2 separate regions of the Homo sapiens genome follow, and region 2 is linked to region 1. A link is a loop called in an ENCODE intact Hi-C map of the cell type or tissue named here. Cell type or tissue: IMR-90. All regions are shown on one strand. Links, peaks and the distances in the headings refer to the core of each region. The heading gives the core; the rest is flanking DNA.

Region 1 (4,397 bases), core at 296-4,295:
TCCTTTATAATAATAAATATGACAGCATTGGTTCTACAGCACTTACTATAATCGTATTTTCATCCCAATAGTCTAGTCTATACTCTTTATTAATTATCCACTATATACATAACAGATAGATTATTTTTATTAATTATCCACTATGCACATAACAGATAGACCCAGATGGACTTGTAAATGATCTATGGCTATATTTATTTTTCTGTAGGTAGCATTACACATGGAATTGTTTCAAGTGGGAACAGGGGAAGAGAAGAAAGCCAAAGGTTCAGATTTGGCATAGCTCTTGGAGAAGATGGGCTTGAATAATGAGAAGCACGCAGGATGTCATTTGAGAGTTGTGGATGGAAAGAGCCTTCTGTTCAGGAGGATTGCAATGAGGGGAAATAGAATTCTGAGATCGGTTCTGTGTATTTCCTCCCCTAGAATGGAGGAAAGGAGACTGGGAGCAGAAGAGATGATGGTAATTAGAAAACAGATGTGTGTGGCTCAGATGGTTTGATGGGCAAAGGCCAGTGAGAATCACTGCCGAGTTCTGGGAGGCTTTGGCGATGATCTCAAAATGGGAAGCTTGAAATGATTAAAACTGTGGAAAGGAAGAGAAAGATAAAAGGAAGATAAAGGTAGATTTATTATGGGACAAGCCCAAACAAGAATAGGACAGCCAAGGTGTCCAAAATAAAACTGGGAACGCCTATGGAGTTGGAACCCATGTCATCAGCACAAATTACTGGAACTTTGTTTTTTCTGTTTCTTTAATGAATATATTCCACAAACAAGGAAACACGGTAAAATCTAGTTTTAACTTTTAAGGCGTTTTCCAGATTATATCTTGGTAGCAATATGGACTGAAATTAATTTAATAGCTTCAGAAGAAAATATCATTTATTGGGTTATAACCTAACTTTCCCCTTTTTATAAGTGAGGAAACTGGGGCTCAAGGGTGTGAAGTGACTGGCTTCTAGCACCACAGTGTCCTAGGAACTTTAACATGAGGATTTGCTGAGTGGATTTAAACTGCTCACAGTCCTATGGACAGTGAGGAACAGAATTGTCCCTGAATTCAGGCCTTGCACAGCCCTGGCTGTGACTCTTTCAAGTGTTAGTTTGATTAACCATGAAATGGAGTTGCTGAAAAATCATGAACTGCAGTTTTATTCGTCAAGCAAAGTCATTTCACAGTCAGTATAATATTCATGCTAAGGGTCTAATGCTTTAACAACATTCAGTATAAATTTCAGTTAACCTACACATTCAGTTAACCAGCACACCTGTTCTCTAACTAGCCTGGGAGAGTGTGAGCATACTTATGAGGTTAATTATGACTGGTAAATGTGAGTGGAGCTCATCAACACACAATGAGACCCCAGGAAGACACAACAGTGCCCTTCGCCCCAACTCCTCTCCAGGATCACGCAGGCAACCTTCTCCCCAGCCTTAATCCCTCAGAAGGCTTCAAGGACCCACTCAGCCACTTAATACAGAAAGCTGGGAGTCCTCTGTGACAGCACTTCCTCAAAGCTGATGGAGTTGGCAGAGGGCCCTGGTGAGCTTTTTAGAGAGAGACTCCTGACTCTCATCCTAGACTGTGATTCAGTTCGTCTTAGAGTGTGGCCCAGAAATCTGCATTTTTAAAAGTTCTGTGAGGAATTTGAATATACAGTTATTTGCGAACCACAGCTTGTACTATATTAAGTATCATTTTGCAGAGAATTAAAAGCAGCACTGATGTTAATTCTTCCAACATTACCAATCCCCAGAAGAGCTCTATAGACTCTGGGTCTCATAGACTATGAAAGTCTTGGTCCAGACCACATTTACTTTTTACCTAGAAAGCCTTCCTTCTCTTCTCCCCATTTCAAACCAGGGCTAAGCTATTGAACTTGTGGATGTCATCTGGTGGTGGTTCCTGTCGTGCTCAGGATCTTGGAAAGATTTCTGTTTATCTGGCACGCTCCACACAGGCCTGTCAGGCTCTGGGGATTTGTGGCATTTGCAGAACTTACAAGGCAGGCAGCATAAAAATATATAATTCATAGAATGAAAGATTTTGGAGGCCCCTTCACTTTTACAAATTGGCCATAAAATAGAAATCACAGACATAACATTCATATAACCGCAGTTGCCAAGAATGAAGAATCACTTGGGGGAGGGAGAGGGTGCTTGAGGAGTTTCATGTGTACTTCTCTATAGGGCACCTAAAGAAAGAGTGAGCATTCAAACTCTCTGTGCAAATGATAATAGGAACATTAAAGTAGAGGATAGAGTTCTCGGCCTGACAATTGCAAGTATCTGTTAAGGATAATGAAGATTTCGAGATTGATCCTAAGAGGTCTTTAAAAGTCTTTTCACAGTGATTGAGTTTATCATTTGAGGGCATTTGCTTGTCCTGATAGACATTCCAAATATACTTAGGATTTTGTATACATTTTACTATAACTTACTGCTTCTTGGTTTTTTCCTTTCCCAGTGGAAGCAGTTGACAATATTTGAGGCAGCTGTCTACTTTGACCGCCTGTGATATATCAGGGGAAGGAGGGAAGGGAAAAGTATACATCCTGCCACCTTCTTCTCCAATTAGCTGCGTTGACACTCTGGGCTTCCATTAGCTTTCTAGAAAGAGTCCTTAGGAAGGAGAGAGAGGCTAATCTGCTCCTGTCAGTTCCACTTAAGCCTTCTGGGGACTTGAGTCATGGCTGAGTAATGGCTGATGATACTGGTTGTGATCGCCGACTGTTGAAAAACAGTGTATTCAATGAGGTTGGATACATGCAAGACATAAAAAAGGAAAGAGGATCTCTGTCACAGAAGTCAAACTAAAAATTCTCTTCACTATTTGATTTGTATATTAAAGAAGTGTCATCTTAGGAGTCAGGAGAGCCGAGAGCTGGGCTTTCGTGGTTATGTGTCACTCTAGCTTTGTGACCTTGAAGATGCCAAATGATATTTCTGGGCTTCAGTTTACTCATGTAAAAATAGTTGTAATATCTACATAGTGTAAAGGAAAATTTCATCCAAATCAAACACAGATTGGGCTGGAGATGGGGGTGATAGAGGGTGATAGTTGTGGCTAGGGGGTGTTGAATGGATGAATTATTCTAAATTGCTTCTGGACCTCAAACTCCATTATGTTAGGAATCTGTGATCCACGGGGAGTATGGGGGGCACACAGAGGGAGTTACTTGGATGCTACTAATGATACTTAAGCCATTTGATAATTTACACTCTTAGAGAAATGCACAGCCAGAGTAAAAGACAGTTATGCTGTTTCATTCTGTATTGTTAAACAAGGATGAAAAGGGTTTACATGTCACAGAACCTAGGACAGGGTCAGTCCCTCCCTCCTTAAAAATCAGTCCTTTTTTTTTTTTTTTTTTTTTTTTTTTTGCCATCTTTCCAGAAAGTGCATTTCAAATAAAAGGTGATGAACATTTTTAAAGCAGACCTTCAGAAACAAATCTATCTTATTTTCTTTTTGTTTATTTATTTTTATTTTTTTGAGACTAAGTATCACTCTGTCACCCAGGCTGAAGTGCAATGGCGCGATCTCAGCTCACTGCAATCTCTGCCTCTCGGCTTCAAGCGATTCTCCTGCCTCAGCCTCCTGAGTAGCTGGGACTACAGGCACCTGCCACCACTCCTAGCTAATTTTGTATTTTTAGTAGAGACAGTGTTTCACCGTGTTGGCCAGGCTGGTCTCGAACTCCTGACCTCAGGTGATCCACCCACCTCAGCCTCCCAAAGTGGTGGGATTACAGGTATGAGCCACCATGCCTGGCCATCAGAAACAAATCTATAGTTCTACCAGGAACAGGAGGAATCTGCTTCTTGTTAACACTGTATCCAACATCTACACATTGATTTAGCTGCTTAATTCGGCAAGTTTCAATGCATTACATAGGTTCTTTTAGAAAATGATTAAAAACCCCACCCTAAATTTCAGACAGGTTTACTTACGTTTGTGGTAGTGCATTAGGTGTCTTTAAAACTCACAAGGCTGATTCCAGAAATTTTAGTGAAAACACATTTCCTGCTTTTATGTTCATATCATGTAGGTGTGTATTGGTATTTAGAGAAATGATAGAAGTACCGTCACTGTGAGGATGTTAAGCCCTCCTTTATCTCAAGTTATTATCGTAGACCCAGCTGCAGAAATGACACAGGATGTTTTGTTCTTATAGACGCGTTCTTTTTAAATAACAAACTTTCAAACTATTAGTTGGAAGCTTGCCACAAACTAATAAAACAATTAGAATTAACATCTTTTAAAAAATGAATTACCCAATAGCCTAAAGGTAAATAACATCTTTGGTTATTAGTAAAAAGAATCAGATAGATACTAAGCCTGCTACTGTGCTGATTACCCAAACAATTCAGGAGAAATTAAGTGATTTCAC
Region 2 (4,397 bases), core at 246-4,245, 50 kb before region 1:
CACTTAGAACTAACAAAGGTTTTAACTGTTGAGTCAAAGGTATGCCATAGGACTTAGACCAATACCAGGTGGAAGGTAGTGAGAAGGATTGTCTAGAAGGAAGTGTGAGATGCCGTTAGACATCCAAGCTGAGGTGCTAAGGAGTTAGTAGGTACCCGAGCTTGGAGTTTGAGGAAGCAATCAGGCATTTAAATCATTCTTTTTAGGAGTTTTTAGGAACTTCAGTTCTTATGGAAACATTGAGTATTCTACACATCCATGTAAAAGCTTAACAGACTGGACTTCCTGTTTCCACTGAGGTTGAATAGAAATGACAGTAACAACAGTCACAATATTTAACTTTTATCAAGGGCTTACTTGGTGCTTAATCCTGACTTGGGTGCTCTGTATGCATTATTCCACTTAATCCCAGACCATGTCTATGACCTGGATACCATCATTCTCTTCATTTACACAAAAAGAGATAGATACGGAGAAATTAAGAAAATGACCCAGTATCATACAGATAGCTAAGTCATGGCATTGAGTTATAAGGGGATAAATTATGAGATGGACTTCTGCACAATGTGTGTCCTCTAAAATAGGTCTTTTCCCCCAAACTCCATGATTAGTGCTTCTGTTCACTTATTAAAAACACTGGGCCAGGCGCAGTGGCTCACGCCTGTAATCCCAGCACTTTGGGAGCCCGAGGCGGGCAGATCACTTGAGGTCAGGAGTTCAAGACCAGCCTGGCCAACATGGAGAAACCCTGTCTCTACTAAAAATACAAAAAATTAACCAGGTGTGGTGGTGCATGCCTGTAATCCCAGCTGCTCGGGAGGCTGAGGCAGGAGAATCGCTTGAACCCGGGAGACGGAGGTTGCAGTGAGCCAAGATTGCACCACTGCACTCCAGCCTGGGCAACAAAGTGAGACACCGTCTCAAAAAAAAAAAAAAAAAATTGCAGACCCTTTGGCTAAGGAGCAAACTGGGCTAATGTACTAGTAATAGTTCCTTCTTACAAGCCATTGCTAAGATTTTGGTATAAAGAGTTAGTTAATGTGGTATTTCGTTCATTAAGTGAATACTGAGTACCTGCTATTTTCCAGGCTCTGTTCTAGGAACTGAAGCAATGAACAGGTCACACAAGTCCCTGTTCTCATAAAGCTTGTACACTAGCTGAAAGAGAAAGACGGTAAACAAGTAAATGAGTGTGCTATTTTAGACAGGGTATTCAGAGTGGGCATCTATAAAGAAGTTCCATTTGAATAGAGACTGAATGAAGAGGGTGGGGAAGAGCTTTTCTGGAAGAGGATAGAGCCAGTTCAAAAGGCCCCTCATTGACAAGAGGCTGGAGTGCTCTGAACCACAGAGAAGGCTGTGGTGGCTAGTGGTGCATGGAGGGGGAGGTGGGGCCTGGGTGATGCAGGGCCTTACAGACCATGGCGAGGAGCTGACTCTTTTGTGTGTAGAGAAATTGAGTTTAAGCAGAGGGCTACCATGATCTAGTAGATAAGGCTGAACGATCTCTCTGGTTGCTATATGAGTAGGAGAGGAAATTGGTGATAGAGACACAAGGCATCTCTCATATGGCCCAGAGGGACTGGTGAGAAGTGGTCAGATTTGAGTTATATTTTGAAAGCCAAGCCAATAGGACTTGTCTTTGGGTTGGTACCTATAGCATAGGGGAAAAACATGGATCAAGAATGACTCTTGGGCTTTGGCCTGAAAAATGGGACACGTTTGGAGGAAGGGATATATTGTATAACCCAATAAGGAAGACAGTGGAGGCAGAAATTTGCAGGATGGAATTGGAGCAAATAGGGTTCTGTTTTGGACAGGGGAAGTGTGAGATGCCTTTAGACATCCAAGCTGAGGTGCCAAGGAGTTAGTAGGTACCCGAGCCTGGAGTTTGAGGTAGGAATCAGGCATTTAAATCGTTCTTTTTTAGGAGTTTTTAGGAACTTCAGTTCTTATGGAAAATTTAGTATTTTAGAAATATTTAGTTGTTGAGGCTGTCTTCGATCCTTGAGATTGATTCCTGGAGAACATGCTGGTGTGTGCTGGGATTTCTCACGCTTCCCCTGGGGAAGGCATATTCCCATGCTGAGCAGATGGGAGCTCCAGGCAGCCGCACCAGCTGCACGGTGGTAGAATATTTCTAAATAGTTCTCTAGGCACAGGCAGCTATTTTTCTGAATTCTTTGACTCATATAACCTCTTTACTAAATCCAACATAGATCTTACATCCTATTCATGCACGCTCTCAGTGGAGTTCAGAAGTACATTAATTAAGGTCTAACAAATTGTTCATCATGTTCACATTTAAAAGGGTCCTAAAATAGCCCAATCATGGGCATGCTGGGTGTTTGTGTTTAAGTGTCTTATACACTAAAACTGGACCCTGATGTTCCTTTACTATATACAAATGGCCACTGTGAACACCAAGTGGGCTATAAATCAGAAGATGACAAAGAAAAGGGGAAGGATGATGACTCAGTATGGAAAAACCTATAAGCCAGAACCCGCTTATTTATTATGTTTGGATACATTTCCCCAGTTCAACTGTCCCTGGCTTAAGCCCTGCTTCCCCCTTCTTAGTCCAGTTTCTTAAGTCATTTTTGCTCTCTGCTGTCAAAAGCACCTTTCATCCACTCAGACTAAGACACTGACCTTATCCCCCAATCATCTACTGTTCTCTAGAGGTATTCTTGCAGTTCCGTTCCATGATTTTCTACATTTCATTCCATTAGCTTGTTTGGTCATTTTTACTTTTCTGGTGAGATGATTTTCCCTAGACTCACAAGAGTTACCCCTCTTGGATAGGCGCCTTCGATTATACTGATTGCATCTTTGGCTCCCCAGGTGATCAGATGTCTCCAGATGGTAATGTTTACAGTGCCTGCCTCACACAGAAGCCTGAGATGGCAGGAAGGACTCTAGGTAGGCTTTTCAGATGGGTAGATGCCTGAACATGCTCTGGAAAAACCAGTCTTCTCTCCTCTCTGCAGTTTACCAGCTGTGTGACTGTGCATAGGTTACTGAGTTTCTCCAGGCCTCTGTTCTCTCCTCTGTTAAAAGGGGACACTTCTAATCCATCTCTGGTATTTGCATTAAATAGATAAATACCTGTAAAGCACTTAGCAGAGTAGCTGCTACTGAAAGGAAGTCAGTAAACTTTAATTCCCTTCCAAATCCCTCTGAGTCTTTTATTCATCAGGAAACAATAGCCGTGCACTCTGAATACACACATGCCAGTAAATGGCTATTAGTGAAGACAAATCAAGCTCCGGAAGCAAGCTAGCCTGAAGAGAGAAGAGAAACAGACAATTTTAAGACAAATTGGAGAAAGAGAGTATGGGGTTCAGGACCGGCAGCATCAGTATCTCTTGGGAACTGGTTAGAAATGCAGGTTCTCAGACTGGGGCTGGGCAGTCTTGTTTCAACAAGCCCTGCGGGTAATTCTGAAGTACAATAACATTTGAGTACCAATGGTCTAAGCTAAACTCAGCAGATAATGGGTGAGAATAATGGTGCGTGTTACTGTGTGTGTTATGTATGTTTGTGTGCATACATAACCATGTATGTAGAATGTTTGTAACAGCTGAAACTATTAATCAAACATAGTAATATCAGCAAAATCCAGTCAAACCAGTGATTAATTCCCCATTTTTCTTTGGTACTGTTGTCTGAGCAGAAATACTGTATAACTAGAATGCTTATCTTCAATAACTTTGCACTAAATTCATTTGGGATTTAAAAAACGGATTCATCAACTTTTTCCTTTATTTTCTAGGAAATTCCACTTACTTGGATGACCATGGACCACCTCCTAGTAAGGTAAGATCTTTGCTTGTGATATAAGTCCCCTTTTTCTTTTATCTTACTTACAGCCTCCAACAAGCAGAACAGATCTCTCCTGGACACGAATCATTCACAAGAAACAGTAGATGACATATGTGAAATTGATGTTTAACTTCTAACAAGGAGGAAGCAGAAAAGCATGATGATAGCCCAGATGACAGGGAGAAGGAGCCATTGTTGAATCAGTGGCTGTTGCTGCCCAGGCATTGGAGCCTGAGACTGACTTCAGACCTCTGGCAGCTTCTCCTGTTTGCACCTCATTTTCATTTGCCTTGGCATCGATGCTGGCCCACAGTGTGATAGCCACACCCGGCCTCCCCATGCCTTCGGGCTTTGGGGCTAGACTCACATCTGTCCTGTTCTCTCCAGCCTAACTGGGTTGGGATACTCCACTTGAGGCCCTGCCAATACCACCTCAAGGCTGCCCTGGCCTGGCCTGTGAGTCCACTTTTGTTTTTCCTGTAAGCAGTTTTGTCTGACTTAAGGGGCAGAATAATCCTTTAGTATAGTTTCCCTAACACTGTTTACTTTCTTGAGCTCAATGAAAACCGAAT

The links. Hi-C counts contacts between places; a loop is a spot of excess contacts. Peaks named below come from ENCODE experiments on the same cell type or tissue, not always from the same donor. Only the 100,000 strongest peaks of a DNase experiment are listed, where the experiment ranks them.
Region 2: a loop joins it to region 1, with 2.0 times the contacts of the local background. A loop is called at or near these places in 4 of 110 quality-filtered maps.

The regions. Positions count from the first base shown.
Region 1 is chr6:148,933,215-148,937,611 of GRCh38, forward strand. All of the region lies in intron 2 of UST (uronyl 2-sulfotransferase), which reads left to right. Among named protein-coding and RNA genes, the nearest start is that of UST-AS1, 29 kb to the right of the region's middle. In IMR-90, for the core only: no CTCF peak of the experiment used is centred there; a DNase peak (open chromatin) is centred at 2,707.
Region 2 is chr6:148,883,211-148,887,607 of GRCh38, forward strand. UST (uronyl 2-sulfotransferase) reads left to right here. Exons shown (of 8, transcript NM_005715.3): 2 at 3,776-3,819. Among named protein-coding and RNA genes, the nearest start is that of UST-AS1, 79 kb to the right of the region's middle. RefSeq lists a silencer at 1,329-1,378. In IMR-90, for the core only: no CTCF peak of the experiment used is centred there; DNase peaks (open chromatin) are centred at 2,181 and 2,491; H3K27ac peaks cover 145 bases.